Linked DNA regions of Mus musculus: region 1 is linked to region 2. Evidence: chromatin loops called from intact Hi-C (ENCODE). Cell type or tissue: left cerebral cortex. All regions are shown on one strand. Links, peaks and the distances in the headings refer to the core of each region. The heading gives the core; the rest is flanking DNA. Region 1 overlaps Ttc28 (tetratricopeptide repeat domain 28). Region 2 overlaps Ttc28 (tetratricopeptide repeat domain 28).

What was found. Peaks named below come from ENCODE experiments on the same cell type or tissue, not always from the same donor. Only the 100,000 strongest peaks of a DNase experiment are listed, where the experiment ranks them.
Region 1: a loop joins it to region 2, with 5 times the contacts of the local background. A loop is called at or near these places in 2 of 42 quality-filtered maps.

What each region holds. Positions count from the first base shown.
Region 1 is chr5:111,012,736-111,021,068 of GRCm38, reverse strand. The region is part of intron 2 of Ttc28 (tetratricopeptide repeat domain 28); the gene reads right to left. Among named protein-coding and RNA genes, the nearest start is that of Mir701, 13 kb to the right of the region's middle. In left cerebral cortex, for the core only: no CTCF peak of the experiment used is centred there; no DNase peak of the experiment used is centred there.
Region 2 is chr5:111,065,125-111,073,457 of GRCm38, reverse strand. The region is part of intron 2 of Ttc28 (tetratricopeptide repeat domain 28); the gene reads right to left. Among named protein-coding and RNA genes, the nearest start is that of Mir701, 65 kb to the right of the region's middle. In left cerebral cortex, for the core only: no CTCF peak of the experiment used is centred there; a DNase peak (open chromatin) is centred at 3,781.

The DNA of each region.
Region 1 (8,333 bases), core at 162-8,161, 52 kb after region 2:
CTGTCAACCAAGTAACTGGCACCTATGAAGGGAGAGAAGCCAGATGTGGTGGCCCACGCTCGTAATCCCAGCACCTGGGAGGCACGGGCCAAAGCAGGAGGATCACTGTGAATTTAAGGTGAGCCTATTTGCATAGTAAGTCTGAGCAACCCTTTTTTGGGAATGGGGACGAGAATGCAATGAACTTATTCTATTACCCCAGTCAAATTTCATTCTCCATGAGCTAATACTTCCTAGTGAAGGTCAGAACCATTCGCTAAAACATGGACCATTAGGGACAGTGTCTTAGTTGTGGTCACTGTGGCTATGATGTAACACCACAACCAAAAGCAACTCGGGGAGAAAAGGGGTTTAGTTTCCTCACAGTTCCATGGAACAGCTCATCATCAGAAACACTGAGAGCAGGAACTCTAGCAGGGTAGGAGCCTGGAGGCAGGAGCTGATGCAGAGGCCATGGAGGGGTGCTGCTTACTGGCTTGCTCCCCATAGCTTGCTCAGCCTGCTTTGTTATAGACCCCAGGACCACCAGCTAACAGGTAATCCCACCCACAATGGGGTGGGCCCTCCAACATCAATCAGTAATTAATAAAATGTTCTACATACTTGCCTACAGCCCAATCTTAAGAAAGCATTTTCATAACTGAGGTTCCCTACTCTTGGATGAGTCTAGCTTATGTCCAGGTGACATAGATAGGCTAGAAGAGCCCGTGAAATGGCTCAGCAAGTAAAGGTGCTTGACACTAGGCCTGATCTCTCTCTCTCTCTCTCTCTCTCTCTCTCTCTCTCTCTCTCTCTCACACACACACACACACACACACACACACACACAATCCAGACATGGTAGAGCATACCTGTAAGCCTAGCACTTGAGATGTGGAGGCAGGTTCAAGGTCTTCCCCAGCTATAGGGTGAGTTCAAAGCCAGCCCAGGCTATGTGAGACCTGATCTCACAAGCAAAACAAAGCAAAAACATATAAGCTGTTAGAATAGCAGCAGAACACACACCTAATCCATTACGGATCCATTATGGGAAATCTAAGCACCAATCTGTTGGGAAAGAGCTGTAAACTTAATTCACTGTCACTACACTTATAAGACACTTTTATGCTGTTCTCAGATAAAAGCCAAGATCTCCTGATGTCAGCTTCTTGCTCAAGGCCACCTACCCTTAGTACAAAATTCATGTCTGACTTCAGCATCATTTCCTTTCCATATGGCACACCCAGGCAGCTGCTGGGGCAGAAAGAGCAGTGTGCACAGCTCACCCCATCGGGCCCCCACACCCAGAGAAAGCCTGTGACTGGCAGGTTCCTTCCACAGAATTCCAGTTTCCAGAAGTGGTGACAGACACACAGAGGAGAAAGGTTCCTGCTGTCTACTCCAAATGATATCTAAGGCAGCGACATGAGACAAGGGTCTGTGAGAAACCCAGCTTGTTAAGAACATACAAACAATGCTGAGGCCTATTAAAACTCTAATGCTCTGCCTAGTTATCCTGCAGTCCAGTTCAGTGACTGGCTTCTAAATTCAACCCGGGTGTCACATGCTGTCGGTTGGTGACCTTTGATAACAAGCACTGGAAGCTCTGCTTTCTGAGATTTTTAGAAATGTTTTACTTTTTTATTTTAATTATGTGTAGCTGCGTGTGACTGGGGAGCTGGAATCACAGTTTTGATCCACCTGACGAGAGTGCTGGAGACTGAATCCTGGTCCTCTGAAGGAGCCCAGAACCTGTCCTTTCCCTGAGTCACCTCCCAAGCACAGCTTTCTGAGATTCTATGCATTTGAGTGTTTTGAAATTCCCGAAGCGTCCCTTTAGATGTGTCTATAATCCTTCCTCATTTTTAAGCTCAAATGTACAGACCTGTGTAGTGCATCTGACATAAAGAGACTCAAGTTCAAAGCCCAGATCACAATGTAGTAACAGTTACTAAGCAAGTCTCAGACTCGGTCTCCTCCCTGTAAAACAGCTATTCTGAACTTCTCGGTATTGTCATCCTGTTAGGTGAGATGGCTCTGGGGCAGTGCCCAGCGTTTAGCAGTCCCTGAACACTAGCTGGGCTTGCCCGTGCCTCTGCTGGGAACGTCCATGAAAACAAATAAGAATCTGAAAAGTTTTACTTGCAATTTGGCTCGGACAGCCAAGACTCCACATACCATGGGGTCTAACTATAAAGCTAGCACTGAAATAAGATCCACAAATGACTTTTACACAACTTCACAGTTTCAAAAGGACAACTTCACCTAAGGGGCACCCATGTTCAAACTGCAGACAACATGCTCCTCAAGTTCCTGGGGGATGCCATTAAGCAAATGAGACACAGAAACCCTGGCTGCCTCTTGCCAAGTTCATTGGAAGGAACAGAACACTATTCCATACTCTGAGACTGGTGCTGGGATCTAGACCACACACAAGGAGAGTACTGTCCCGCCACACGTCCCATACCCCACAATCCTGGTGATGTCAGTGCCCATGAGGTGGCCTGGCTTTAGAACAGGCAGGTGCACTCCACTTTGAACGTTCAGCTTATTTGGTGTCAGCTGTTCCCTTGTTTGTTACAAGTCTGAGTTCTAGATTCAAAGCTTTGCTGACATTTGCTCAAGTCCTTCACTGCTTTGGGCCCTAAAACAGGGCCTGCGGCGGTGGCTCGATGGGTAGGAGTGCTTACTGTTATCACTGAGGACCTGGATACAGTTCCCAGTGCTCACAAGGCAACCTGCAGCTGCCTGTCACTCTGGCTCCTGAGCACCCAGAGCCCTCTTCTCACGCCCTCAGGCTCATGCATGCCCATGGTACACACACATATACCACACATACACATGTAAATACATTAAAAGTATTAATTAATAATAATAAACTAAATAGATGCTACCTGAGCCAGGTGCGTCTGTGAAGGCCAATAGTGCCTTCAGGATCCTTGGCTCCCAACACACCTGGTGTTGGGTTATAGCTGTCTCTTGGCTATAAAGAGTATGCTGCCTGAAAAGCCCTCATTCAGTCTGCTCACATACATGGGACAGGTAGAAGGCAGTTTTAGTGGCCTCCTTGTCATCACAGGTAAGTAGTTTTGTGTGGTCCAAAGCAGCCATGGCTTAGGATTCCCTCCTGAACACCATCTCTGCAGCCATTCACTGCCGGTGAGAGGATGTCGGTGAAGCAGGAAAGTTAACAGAGACAATGAATTGAGATGTTTCTCTTAAGAACCGCTTGTCCCAGGCGCTTGAGTAACAAGCTCCCATTTTCAAATGTGCAGCTTGGCTTGGGGTACGTTTGCTTGTCAAATGACAGGATCCAGGAGAAGAAGACGCTCAATACCAACGAAGGAACCTCCTCATTTGTCAGGAAGTTAGAACATCAGATGTGTTCATTCTCCTCCTGATGGAACATGCAATAAGGACATGGGGAGGGCAGCAAATATGGACTTCAGCTATGCCGTACAGGTGTTGCCTCCCATGGCGCCAGCTCCCTCACCTGCCTTGTAGCACCTGCCTCCAGCTTCCTTCCTCCTTCCTCCAACCCGCCAGCTCTCCCTTTCTCCCTCTCCCCCTCTCCTCTCCCCACCCCAGTTCATCCACGTGACATATTATTCAAACAGTAACTCTGCCCTTAGGTGTCAAAGCCTACTCAGGCTGAGGGCAGGAGACAATTGTAGTTTTAAGGGCATGAACTCTGGGGAAATGGTGTGGGTAACAAGCATGAAGGATACAGAAGGTGCCTAACAGCAGTGGCAGGAAACTGATCCAGTCCCACAGGCCTGGGAGTGGCCAATGTCCGACAGAAGTGGAATGTGACAGAAAGTTTTGTTTTCCAGAATCTGCTGAAATGTATGGTTTTTCTGTATGTGTAGCAGTTTTGCATTTAACAGTGTGTGTTCTCAAGACATACTTGAGTAAATAGCTCCAGCACTGAGCAGCTAAGAAAGAAGTCTGCCTTTGTTCAGAGTTCCCTAAAGAAGGCTTTCGTGTCATAACACTCTTAATTCTCATATGCAGTTCAGCATGAGGAACTTTTTCAAAATGATCTGACTTAATGTTCTTCAGATTTTAGAATAAGCGTCCCCATATGCACAGTTACAGGTTTTGGGCCCCTTCTTTCCTTTCTATTTATTGGGGAGCTACAATATGCACATGAAGGTCAGAGGACAATTTTCAAGAGTCACCTCAAGTCATCAGCTTGGTGGCAAGCACACTGGCTGCTGGCCCATTTCTCTGGCCCCTGTGGGTCCTTTGTTGAGATTCTGAAGTGATCACATCAAAGAGAGTAAAGTGTGTGGGAGGGAATATGTAGGTTATTTTACCTTTGCTATTTACTGAACAAACATCATGGAGCCGCAGTACTGCAATTCTGGAGCCACAGCAACACTCGAGCCATAGCACTGCAGTGCTGAAGCCACAGCACTGCAACACTGGGGATACAGCACTGCAACACTGGAATCTCAGCCCTGCAACACTGGAGCCACAACACTGCAACACTGGAATCTCAGCCCTGCAACACTGGGGCCACAGCACTGCAACACTGGAGCCACAGCACTGCAACACTGGAATCTCAGCCCTGAAACACTGGAGCCACAGCACTGCAACACTGGAATCTCAGCCCTGAAACACTGGAGCCACAGCACTGCAACACTGGAATCTCAGCCCTGCAACACTGGAGCCACAACACTGCAACACTGGAGCTGCAGCACTATAATGCTGGAGCTATAACACTGCAATGCTGGAGCCATAACACTGCAATGCTGGAGCCACAACACTGCAACACTGGAATCTCAGCCCTGCAACACTGGGGCCACAGCACTGCAACACTGGAATCTCAGCCCTGAAACACTGGGCCCACAGCACTGAAATACTGGAATCTCAGCCCTGAAACACTGGGCCCACAGCACTGCAACACTGGAGCCACAGCACTGCAACACTGGAATCTCAGCCCTGAAACACTGGGGCCACAGCACTGTAACACTGGGGCTGCAGCACTGCAACACTGGAATCTCAGCCCTGCAACACTGGGGCCACAGCACTTCAACACTGGAGCCACAGCACTGTAACACTGGAGCTGCAGCACTGCAACAATGGAGCTGCAGCACTATAATGCTGGAGCTATAACACTGCAATGCTGGAGCCATAACACTGCAACACTGGAGCCACAGCACTGCAACACTGGGGCTACAGCACTGTAACACTGGAGCCACAGCACTGCAACACTGGGGCTGCAGCACTGCAACACTAGAGCCACAGCACTACAACACTGGGCCCACAGCACTGCAACACTGGAGCCACAGCACTGCAACACTGGAGCCACAGCACTGTAACACTGGGGCTGCAGCACTGCAACACTGGGGCTGCAGCACTGCAACAATGGAGCCACGGCAGCACTGGAACCACAGAGGAGCAGCAGCAGAGAGAGGCACCTTCACAGCACCAGCACGTTGATGGCTAAGAAGGTATGGAGAACAAGGACACAGACAATGCACTCTAATGTACTCTGGACTCTTCAACTCAAAGTCTTATGGACAAGACAGTGTCAGTGACTATCAGAGGCTAACAGTCCACTGCACCTATGTGTTCCTTCTCTGTGACGTCTATGGCAGCTCAGTCTCCTGGGTTCAGAGGTGCCATGACTGCTGCTCACACTGCTGTGGGGACCATCTTCCCAGCCCCCATTTCTGTTCACTAAAATGAAAATGTAATGGGAAAAGAGGATTTAACTCTTTAAATCATAATGAAGTTAATAAAGGGGCTGAAATATAAGCTTCATTTGCTCAGCTAAGCCTCAAACCCTTTGTATCCGATAGTGATAATCCCATGGCAACTAGAAAACACACTTATCTTATTAACGAGACTGGAATTATTTTAATTAGGTGTCTCCACATGCACCAACTGTTAGAAATCAGACTGTTTTGAAACAGTTGTTAATGACTTAACACGGCACACGTTCTTCTCAATTTCAGGCTGAAATCTATGTTTGAGACAGATGGGGAAGAGCCTGGCCCTGCTGTGTAACAGAGAAGCAGCCTTGTGGGCTTGGAGATGCATTTCCCACTGGGATCTAGCAAAACAATCTTAAAGACACTCAGAAAGACAATCATAAACTTTCATGGCATCTGGTACATTCAAAGTCTGGAGCCTGCTGCTAGTAACATCCAATTATGAGAAGAGATACTTTATCTCAGACACGAGTCTCTGAATTTCAATATCTCACAACACCTGATGACAATATCAGACAACCCAGTTTGATGAATTTACACTGTCCAGTAAATCCCTCCTCACACAAGAGCGAGGGCTGGATGAAGTTCCATTCTGTGCATCTCTGCCGGTTAAAAGTGGGATTGTTTCCAGCTTATTGTTAATTCATACAACTTCTGGAAAATATGAAAGGACTATTAATGTCTAAGAAGTGTTTTGGCCCTCCAAGGAGCCTGTAGAAATAGTAGCCCATGATGGCAAACTAGACGGTGACACACTTGACGCCTGGTGACCAGACAGTGGGCACCACCCTTCCTGGTGTTTCTTAGAAAGAGAATTTTCACCTGCCTATGAAGAAGCAGAAATATATTTATTCTTATTTTCTGACCTAATTAGTAAGCAAAGAGGCAGCATTCTGTCCATATCTGCCTAACACTTTCCTAGACCAGAGACAAAGACAATTCTAGAGAAAGCAGAGGGAGGAAGGCGCACATAGGTAGCCATATTAATTTCCAAATCTTCTTTATCTGGCATCTCCCTAATAGCGCTCTATAAACAAGTCTTTCCCCAGCATGCTGGACTCCTTAGGCTCCTGATCAGGAAATATGATATGCACACACAGACGCAACAGCAGTGCTTTATACAAGGTTTGGATATTTGGATAGGATGGTCTTTTGATTCAGTGTAAGATTGAGATAGGCATACTTAATAACCCATTTAACGGCTTCGCTCTCTGATCACATTTTTTAGAGCTGTAGTCATTTTACAGCAAATAAAAATTATGGTTGTAGCAAGGCACAGACAGCAATATCTTGAGCTAGATATTTGGCAGTGTTGGATACTTCGTGGCTCACACACACAGTGCATGTATAGGACTTGGTGACAAGTTCTGTAATATTTTTTTTAGTTCTCACATAGAGAAGGCATTTCTATTGGCTCTAAATGGCCAGAAGACCACCCTTCTGGTGACAGTTCCTCCATTATTTCTTCTGATCTGCCTCACAATATAACATAGAGTGTGTCTTCAGAATGTGGCGGAAGAAGAAGAACAATTGTTAAATTACACAGCTACAAACTGAAGATGAGATCTCTCTCAGAACCAAGTCTTAGTGCCCTCACCACTCTCACAGGAGCTGGAAGAACAGCACTCTTGAGAACCAGATCAACCCAGGAAGTTGTACAAGACTTACAAGTTTTCCGTCTAAACGAGTGCATTAGAAAGCAATAGTCCTGCAACAAACACAGGAGGACCACAGGCTTTCCAAAAAGAGGTGGGATGAGATGATACCTGGAAGACAGTCCTGGGTCACAGCAACAGCTATGGTGTCATTCTCATGGCCCACAACACTATTAGTGATAGCCATGACCATAAAGGCATGAAGATAACAGAGGAAAACAGTAATTCACCAGTCCTAGCAGGAGTGTGGCATGTGCCTGAAATGCTGAAGGCCACGAGGTTATGATCAACTGGTGCTACACAGCAAGAGCCTGCTTCAAAAACACTAAAGCACACACCCACACATACAATCACACACACACCACCAAGAACAACAAGCCACAATCTCAAATCACTACACACTCAGTGGTATACAGGCTATACAAATGTACTACCTAAATCATTAAAAAAATATATATAATAAATAACCAAAACCCATCATTCTTGCTGAGTCTGAAACCAAGACCACAGCATCATGACATACAGATTTCAGAACCCTGACTTCTCAAAGCTCTGGATGAAAATTTCCTAAGACAAAGAAAAGCCTTATATAAGAATTATTTCAAAGTAAGTATTTTAAAGCATTGTCATTCAGGATCAGCATAACCCAACAGTCTCCTGGGATCCGGGATTTGAGAGTAAGGAGGAGTATTCTGGGGCGGGATGGCACATCACTAATCCACCCCACTCTACTCTGAGAGGGGAGCTGTGACTGTGTAGGTTCTCCAAATAAAAACACAAAAAGGCCTTTAGATCTCTCAAGAGTTGCTCGACGGAGATGAACGGATGCTATGCAAACTGGAACCAGCGTCTGAGTGCAGCCTTGGTTATTAACACTTGGTCTCTGGTCCCTAAGCGTCTGAGTGCAGCCTGGTCACTAGGTCGGCCCCACCCACCCCTACCCTGTGCAGCTGCTGTTTCCCAGATCATCCTCTAC
Region 2 (8,333 bases), core at 243-8,242:
ATGACTATTAGCGGCTACAGACTAGGTGGGATGCAAGAGCTGCACTTCGGCCTCCTTGGGCAGAGATGATTATATCGCAAGGGCTTGCCTCTCCTCTCTTTTTAGCTTTCACGTGACAGTCCACAGTACTGTGCCAGGGAGATGTGCACAGCTACACTTATGAAATAGCAGAGTTCACATTTTAGAAAAAGAATACTTTTAATTAGTAAACTTTCAAAACATATTTGTGTGCATGTCAGTTAGAGGACACGCCAATTCTCTTCCCGCACTTGTACTTGGGTTCCAGGGTGCCAGGCTTATGCAGCAAACCCCTGTATCTGCTGAGCCATCTCTCCAGCAAGCCCCATAAAGGTTTCGGAAGCAAGTTTGGGTTCACAGCAAAACTGAATAATAAATATACTCCTTCCACCCTGCTCCTACACAATCCTCTCGCAATGTCTGTGTCATAGAGAAACCACTTTGTTTAAAAAACAACACAGCACAACATAAAGCAATTAATAAGATTTTATTATGGTAGAACACTTTGAATATTAATTAGAACATATTAAATATTTTTAGTAATTCTCTGAGAATTACATTTGTGCACACAGGTATTTGATCACACTCCTTACCATACCTCCTCCCAGATCCACCCTCCACTCCCTCCTCCTGGCTCTGGGTCAGTCTTTCTTTTCAAGAATTCACCTAAACCAATTGTGCTGTTGCTAGACTGTGGGGTACAACCACCATCTGGAGCAGCAGTTCTAGGCCTTCCTAACACTGTGACCCTTCAGTACAATAAATACCTCACGTTGTGGCGACCCCCAACCATAAATACGTTCTCACTGCTACTTCATATCTTTAATTTTACTACTGTTATGAATTGTAGTGCAAATATCTGTGTTTGATGGTGGTCCAAGGCAACTCCTCTGAAAGGGTCATCTGACTCCCAAAGGGGTCCACAGGTTGAGAAGAGCTGCTTTGGAGTGTGGCTGACCAGCCAGGAGCCAAAAACCAACTCCCTGCAGACATTCACCATCAGTAACTCAGCAGGGAGGGTGGGAACTCATTGACCCCTCCCCACTCTATGCTACAATGTTTACTGCCTTGATCTTGTGCAGGCAATCCCAGCTGCTGTAAGTTCAAGAGTGCAGGGCCCTGTCCTGTCCAGATGACTTGGCTTGCACTTACACTAAGGATATTTCACAGCAAGTGCACTGTGCGTGGACGAGGTACAGAAGAAAAAGGAAAGTGAAGCAACACTAAGTGCTGGTGACAACCAGAGCAACTGGAACTCTTGTATGCAAATATGGAACAGGAGAATCTGGAATAAGAGGTGGCAGTTTCTTATCTATCGAAATCTTAGATTTAACATTAGATCCAGACAGTACATTCCTAATTTTTCTAGGGAGATGATAACTTCCATCCACACAAAGCCTGTGGATGCTTACAGCAGGCTTCTTCTTAATTTCCCTGTAATTGCAAACAATCCCCATGCATGTGGGAGGTTGATCAGGGGTTCCTAGCCTTCCTAATGCTGCAATCCTTTAATACAGGTCCTTATGATGTGTTAACCCCCAACCATATTACTTTCGTTGCTGCTTCATAACTTATTTTGCTACTGTTACAAATCATATGTAAATATTCTTGAAGACAGAGGTTTGCCAAAAGTGTCGCAACCCAGGGGCTGAGAAGCATTGAGGTGGATGCATAATGTTTAAACAAGGGCTCAGCACTTAGAAAGAAAATAAACAAACTGGGGTACACAACAGCAGCTGAAAGCCAGAGGTCAAAGCTGAGGAGGGGGCCCCTTTCCAGGGGCCAATGGCCACACAGTTCTACTTCTAGGATAGCTTGGAAAAGACAAAAGTAGAGCAATCTGCCATTGTTAAGGTGTGATGGTCAGGAAAGGGTGTTTCTGAAGAATGGTGGGAGGCAGTTTGGGGTATTAGAGCATGTTCTGACACATGTTAATGCATGTTAAAACTAAAGGTAGCGTACATGCAATGCAGATGTGCACACACAAATACATGTATATACATACATATGTACAAACACATATACTCAAACATACACATACATGCATATACAAACATGCACACACACATACACACATATGTACATACATATACATACACACAGATACACTGATACACACATAATGCATGCATACATATATACATACACACATATATACACATATATACACCCATATACATAGACACATATACCCACATACATACATACATATACATACATACACATATATACATACACACAAATGTTTATACCCACACAGAGATTCACTCATACACATACATGCATACATATGTACCTATGTACATATACACACGTATACATATACACATACACATATGTACAGACACACAGGCACACTCATACACACAGATACACAGATACATATATATATATATACACACACATATACATACACACATATGTATACACACAGATACACTCATACACACGCATCCATACATGCATACATATATACATATGTACACACTGATACATACATAAGTACACATATACACATATACATACATATTTACATACACACATATGTTTACACACACAGATACACTGATACACATACACACACACTGACTGGAAAGCACTGGGCAGGTAGCAGTGCAAACATCAATACAATGAAAGGAATACAGAAGGGCAACATGCGCCTTGTATAAAAGATTTAAAAGAGCTGTGCTAGAATAAACAGATGTTGAGATGCATGTTACATTCTTATTGATGTGCAGTATTCAAAGACCAGAAGTCACAAGACGATTTAGGATTAAGAGTGGATTACCACATAGGGGCTGGCTCAAAGGTTAAGCTCTTGTCACGCACACAAGAGACCCTGAGGTCAGTTCAGAGCGAGATCGTAGAGAGAACAGAATGCGCTCTGGGTCTGCCTGAGAGACTCAAAGAGTAAGGTGGAGAATGGTGGAGGAAGGGACCCGGGACTACACATGTGCCTGCACACACATGTGTGCTGAGCACAGAACAACACACACACAGGAAAAGAAGCAAAAGAGAATGTATAGAACTCTGCACAGTCAATCTCATTATTCACAGATTTTGTTCATGAATTTGCCTAATTACTAAACTTTATAGCTCTAGAGTCAGTTGTGAAGGGCAAGAGACCAGCAGAGGACAAACCAGCCAACTCAGCACTCCCACAAGGGACATGACTCAGGTGCACAAGCCCATTGTATGTCCCTAAATGCAAGAACACAAGAGTGTCACAGCAGTGCGCCTGCCAGGCATGGTTAGGTAAGCTTACTCAGGCTTCAGGCATAGAGTCGCTGCCCAGAAGTGCAATGCCAACAAATCAACATACATAATACATACTGTACCAGAAACACCCACAAAACCACATCTTGTACGGATCCACTAATGAGACCAGAGACTCATGGGAACCCAGCCCTGCAGTTTTACTCAGAGCAACGGCTTGGGTATGATGACTCACTATTTTCGGAAATGTCACAGAACATAATTATCATTAATAATAATTATTGTTTGTTTTAATTAGAGGGAAGAAAGACAATCCCCCTTGGTGTCTGCCCCGGTTCTGAAGCAGCGAATGGGCAGAGCCTGCAATTCAGTGCCATCTCCTGTAATTAGGAAGCATACACGTAGTGGTCCAAACACTAACAGTGAGTAGAACCGCTGTGTGTTATTAACAAGATCTCTCCACTAGCTAGTACTCCTCTGAGTGTCTCTTCAAACCAGGACAGCTCTGAGGCAGCATGCCAAGGAAGACTGACAAGACAAAGACAGACAAGGATATAGTCTGCCTACCAGTGCCATCGCTAGAGAGCCAAGAAGGAAATGAACACCCAAACAGAAACTAACAGACTGTCTTAGTTAGGTTTCCATTGCTGTGAAGAGACACCATGATCAAGACAACTCTTATAAGGACAACATTTAACTGGGGCTGGCTTACAGGTTCAGAAGTTTAGTCTATTACTGTCATGGCAGGAAGCTGGCAGCATCCAGGCAGATAGAGTGCTAGAGCAGCTGAGAATTCTACATCTTGATCCAAAGGCAGCCAAGGAGGAGACTGTCTTTTGTAGGCACCTAGGAGGCTGATTGCACATAGGCTGGAGACTAAGTATAGGAGGCCTCAAAGCCCACCAGTGACACACTTCCTCCAACAAGGCCACATCTCCTCCAGTAAGGACACATCTCCTAATAGCACCACTCCCTAAGGCCAAGCACTCAAACACATGAGTCTATAGAGGCCATTCCTGGTCAAACCACCACACAGACCATTCATAGAGGTAAAGAAATGCGTTCAGGGGCTAGAGCAATGGCTCTAGCTGCTCTTGCAGTGGGACAATGTTTGATTCCCAGCATCCACCTGTTGGCACACAACCATTTGTAACTCCGCTTCCAGAGGCTCCAGGGCTCCACCATGGCTCCCACAAACTGTACTACGTGCTCAACATACACACATTGTGGAGCACAGTAAGAAAGGCACAGAACCCTATAGCCGGGACTTGATGCCAGCAAGCGTGGGGATGCATACGCATTCGCTGCTCTGCTGGTATATACCGCGGACTCTGCAAACTTTAAACTTTCCTGCCTGCAACTGGGGCTGGAGGGATGGTTCCTCATGAGGAGAACTTGCTGCTCTCTAAAATCTGGTTCCCAGAACCATGTCACATAGCTTACAACCTCCAGCTGCAGGGGACAGGGACAGGACAAACACATGTGCGCGTGCACACACACACACACAATTTTTAAAAACTAGATCTTTAAGCCACCCTGGATGTGATGACGTTCTGTCAGTCACACCCTCCCCTGTGAGTCACAAAACAACTGTTTCTAGTATATAAGAAGGGAGCCCAGAGGGGTTGAAGGCCATGGGCTGCCTCTACAGGACAGGTGTTCTCATGAGCAGCTCTGCTCCACGTGCACCCCTGATTTGGATGCGGGTTCTCCACCTTCTTCATTCTGTTTTCTTGGGGAGTTACGTCTGGGACTGTCCTAGCTAAGTGGACCAACCGAGGACAAACCTGCTTATAGAAGGTTTTACTGTAGCAGAGCAGATAACATCCCGCGGTCTCAGGAGCAGGACAAGTTAAAAGTCTCGTTCTAACCTAAAATGTCATATTTAATATTGAGAGATGATGCCAAACACCAAGCTTCGTGTCCCTGGACAATTTTGGCCATTTTTAAACAGCGTTACTGAGGTCAGTGCAGTTCAGTCTGCTGAGAATATGCTTCACGCTGTTGGTGGGGTTATTCTTGTGAAGTTATGACAGCAGCTCCAGTAAGGAGATAGCAGGGGTGGAGCAAACTCATTATTTAAGGGGGGGGGCTGTCAGAACAGCATGGCAGGCTCTAATAGTGGGAAAGTTAGCTATTTTGATTGAGAAATGTTCAGAAGTCTTGCTTGAGGTTTCTGTTGCTGTGGCGGCACCAATATCCTAGGATTTGCTGTATTTTTAAAAATGGCCATAAAACAGGCAAAGCTGCATGATTTGATTAGCACCCCAGGACTTGCTGACGTTGGAGCACTGGCCACGCGAGCCAGTAGCTCACTGGCTAAGCAGGCCTGGGTTTGGTGTGCTACGTGACAGGTCATTTTCACGCAGCGGTGCAGCCTGCACACACCTTTTCCAGAGCTCGCCAAGTGCTGACTTCATTCGCTCCCGCAATGAAGCCCTCTTTCCATAAAACATGTCAAAACAGCACTTTCAGGATTTGAAAAATCTGAAGTGACAGAATCAAACTCATTTATTTTTAATGAAAAAATACCCTGGGCGTATTCTCCTGAAACAAGTCTGCCTTTCCTAAGGGTGTGTTGTATTCCCTCTCTTCAGAGTGCACTCAGGGTTGCAAGGGCATGCACGAATCAATGAGCTTAGTCAGGAGTTCACAGCCATCGGGGATGTGTGTAAAAGCCGTGTGCTGACGTAGAGTTGTCTGGGAGCAACTTAAGAACAGGCTCAAATGTAAATTCAGATTGGTGGTCTCCATTCTGAAGTCAGTTGTTTCAGATAGTTTAAAAGTTTTCCCAGTGACTGGTCACCATTCATAAAGGGTAGTTAGATTCTCCAGCCAGTTCACAATGGCTTGTCACAGTGAGAAGATGACTACAATATTACAGAAAGGAGAAGAAATAGAACCTGCATTTATTAGGTTACAAAGCACTTTCACATAAGTAATCTTACTGAATTTTTAAAACCCTATAAAGTAAATTGTTCTGTCTTCCTTTAAAAGAAAAAGGACTGAATGGAGGAGGGCCTAGCACTGACAGAGGTGACTAGCCCAAGGCAACTTTCAGGGGTCGGGGTCGGGGGTGAGGAATAAAAAGATTCAAATGCAGAGCCTCTTGTCTCTGAGGCCACAGCTTTAGTTCTGTGCCTTTAAACCATGTTTACAAGTGGAGAGGACTTGTACTTTCCAAACAGAAAATGTAAGCAATCTATTCCGTGACCCCAACAGCCCAGGAGTACAGAGACAAGGCCTACACAGCTCTGTGTGTCCCAGTTACTAAATGACAGGGTAGACGTGTGAAAAGCAGTGGCCTCTTGCCTGTGCGTCTTCTGTTCAGCCTTCCCTGGATGTGTGCAACTCTGACCAATTCCACGTTCCTTACCCTACACTCATGGTCTTTCAAACTCTCGGTTCTCCATCCTTTAAACCCCAAAATCCAGAGTGAGTAAATACACATTCCCATCTCTCCCGTGGCTGCCCATGCTCCCTAACCAGGACAGACAAGAATCATCCACAGCTGCTTCACCCATAAAGCCCCGAGCCTGAAAACTCTGCACCGCCCCACCGGGAGAAACTACCCACTCACGCTGGCATCCAGGGAGTGGACCTTGACTAGGGAGAGGAAACGCAAAGGATACTTAGTTGCGTCAACTTTGGAAACTATACTTCTGAAACAAATTAAGAAACCCATTTCAAGCTGTTTGAAATGAATGCAGGTTGACACTTGCAAATGAATCTTCTGAAGAGAGGTAGTTCTGATTCGCCAGCATCATTTCAAACGCTCCTAGAGATGAATATTCAGAGCCCACACATCAATTTTTAATGTAATAGAATCCCGGATGCTTAAAAAGTAGGTTCCACTTCATAATCTGTCATCTTCTCTACATCCTTTCAGGATGCATTAATTTTTTAAAAAGTTCTTTTAACTCAGCTCCAAACAGACATTTTTACCACAACACTGCAAGTTCAAAGCTAATGCACAAGCCCTCTAGTTTAATTGATAGCTCATGAAGGAATCCGTGTTAATTATAAAGCTGTGGCCATAATTAAATACGAATACGGATGTGCTAGAGTGTGGGTTCGGAGTGTCTCACTTTCAAAGTCTTTGAGGAAAAAAGTCAAGTGGCTTTCTGAAGCTCTCAGAAGAGTATATTTAATATTCTAATATAGTAGACTAGATACAGATAGCAGCCGGCTGGTGGTTCCTTCCCAGCACAATCCTGGTTATGACTAATGGAAAATGTTAAATGATCGCACACCATGTGACACTGGCAGATAAGTGGCCTCTGGAAGCATGGATCAGCAATTTCAGCCCAAGTGACAGTGAAGCAGGAGACCCAGGGCTTTTTCAGGAGACACATGCTCTTCGTACCTTCAGTGCACTGGCTCACAGCAATGAAAAAGAAATACTTGTTTTTAAAACATACTTTACACCCACATTTAAATGCCTAATTAATCCTCATAATTAAATGCAACCACTTTCTTTGCGAGATCTTTTTTATTTCCATAAACTCTGGAAGTTAATGGAAATCATTGTGTCATTATGGCTAAGGTAATAAATGCCTAGTGGTCAATAGGCTCTGAACCTTAACAGGCAGTTAACTAATTCAGTTGGAAATAAGACCAATAGTTCTAATAGCCTCTAATTTCACCACAAGAGTCTACCCTTATGAACTATGGATGGCTCTTCCTATAGCAGTTTAAATGTAAAAACACATGCATTTGAATTCAAAAGCTTGCCCTGATTTCATTCGCCAAGGAGACCAGAGATCAGAAAGGGTCCTTCCCTGAGAAATATTTATATGCAATAAGCAGGGCTAGCACAAGCAGACATGAAGAGACTCTAAGTACAAAAGACAATTTGGTCTATTTGAAAATCACTTACATTTTCTTTTGCTTATTCCAAGCAGTCTGGATTTTCTTTTCTTTCTTTTCTTTTCTTTTTTTAATCATACAAAAGGAACAACTATAAATATACTTTGTAATAAAAGCAAAAGGGGGTCTCAGACCCTGGTCACATCCTGTTGGCTTACTCTGTAGAATGACAACTGCTCTCACTGCAGGCGAGAGCTTAGCCTGTGTCTCACCAGCACCCTCCACATTGG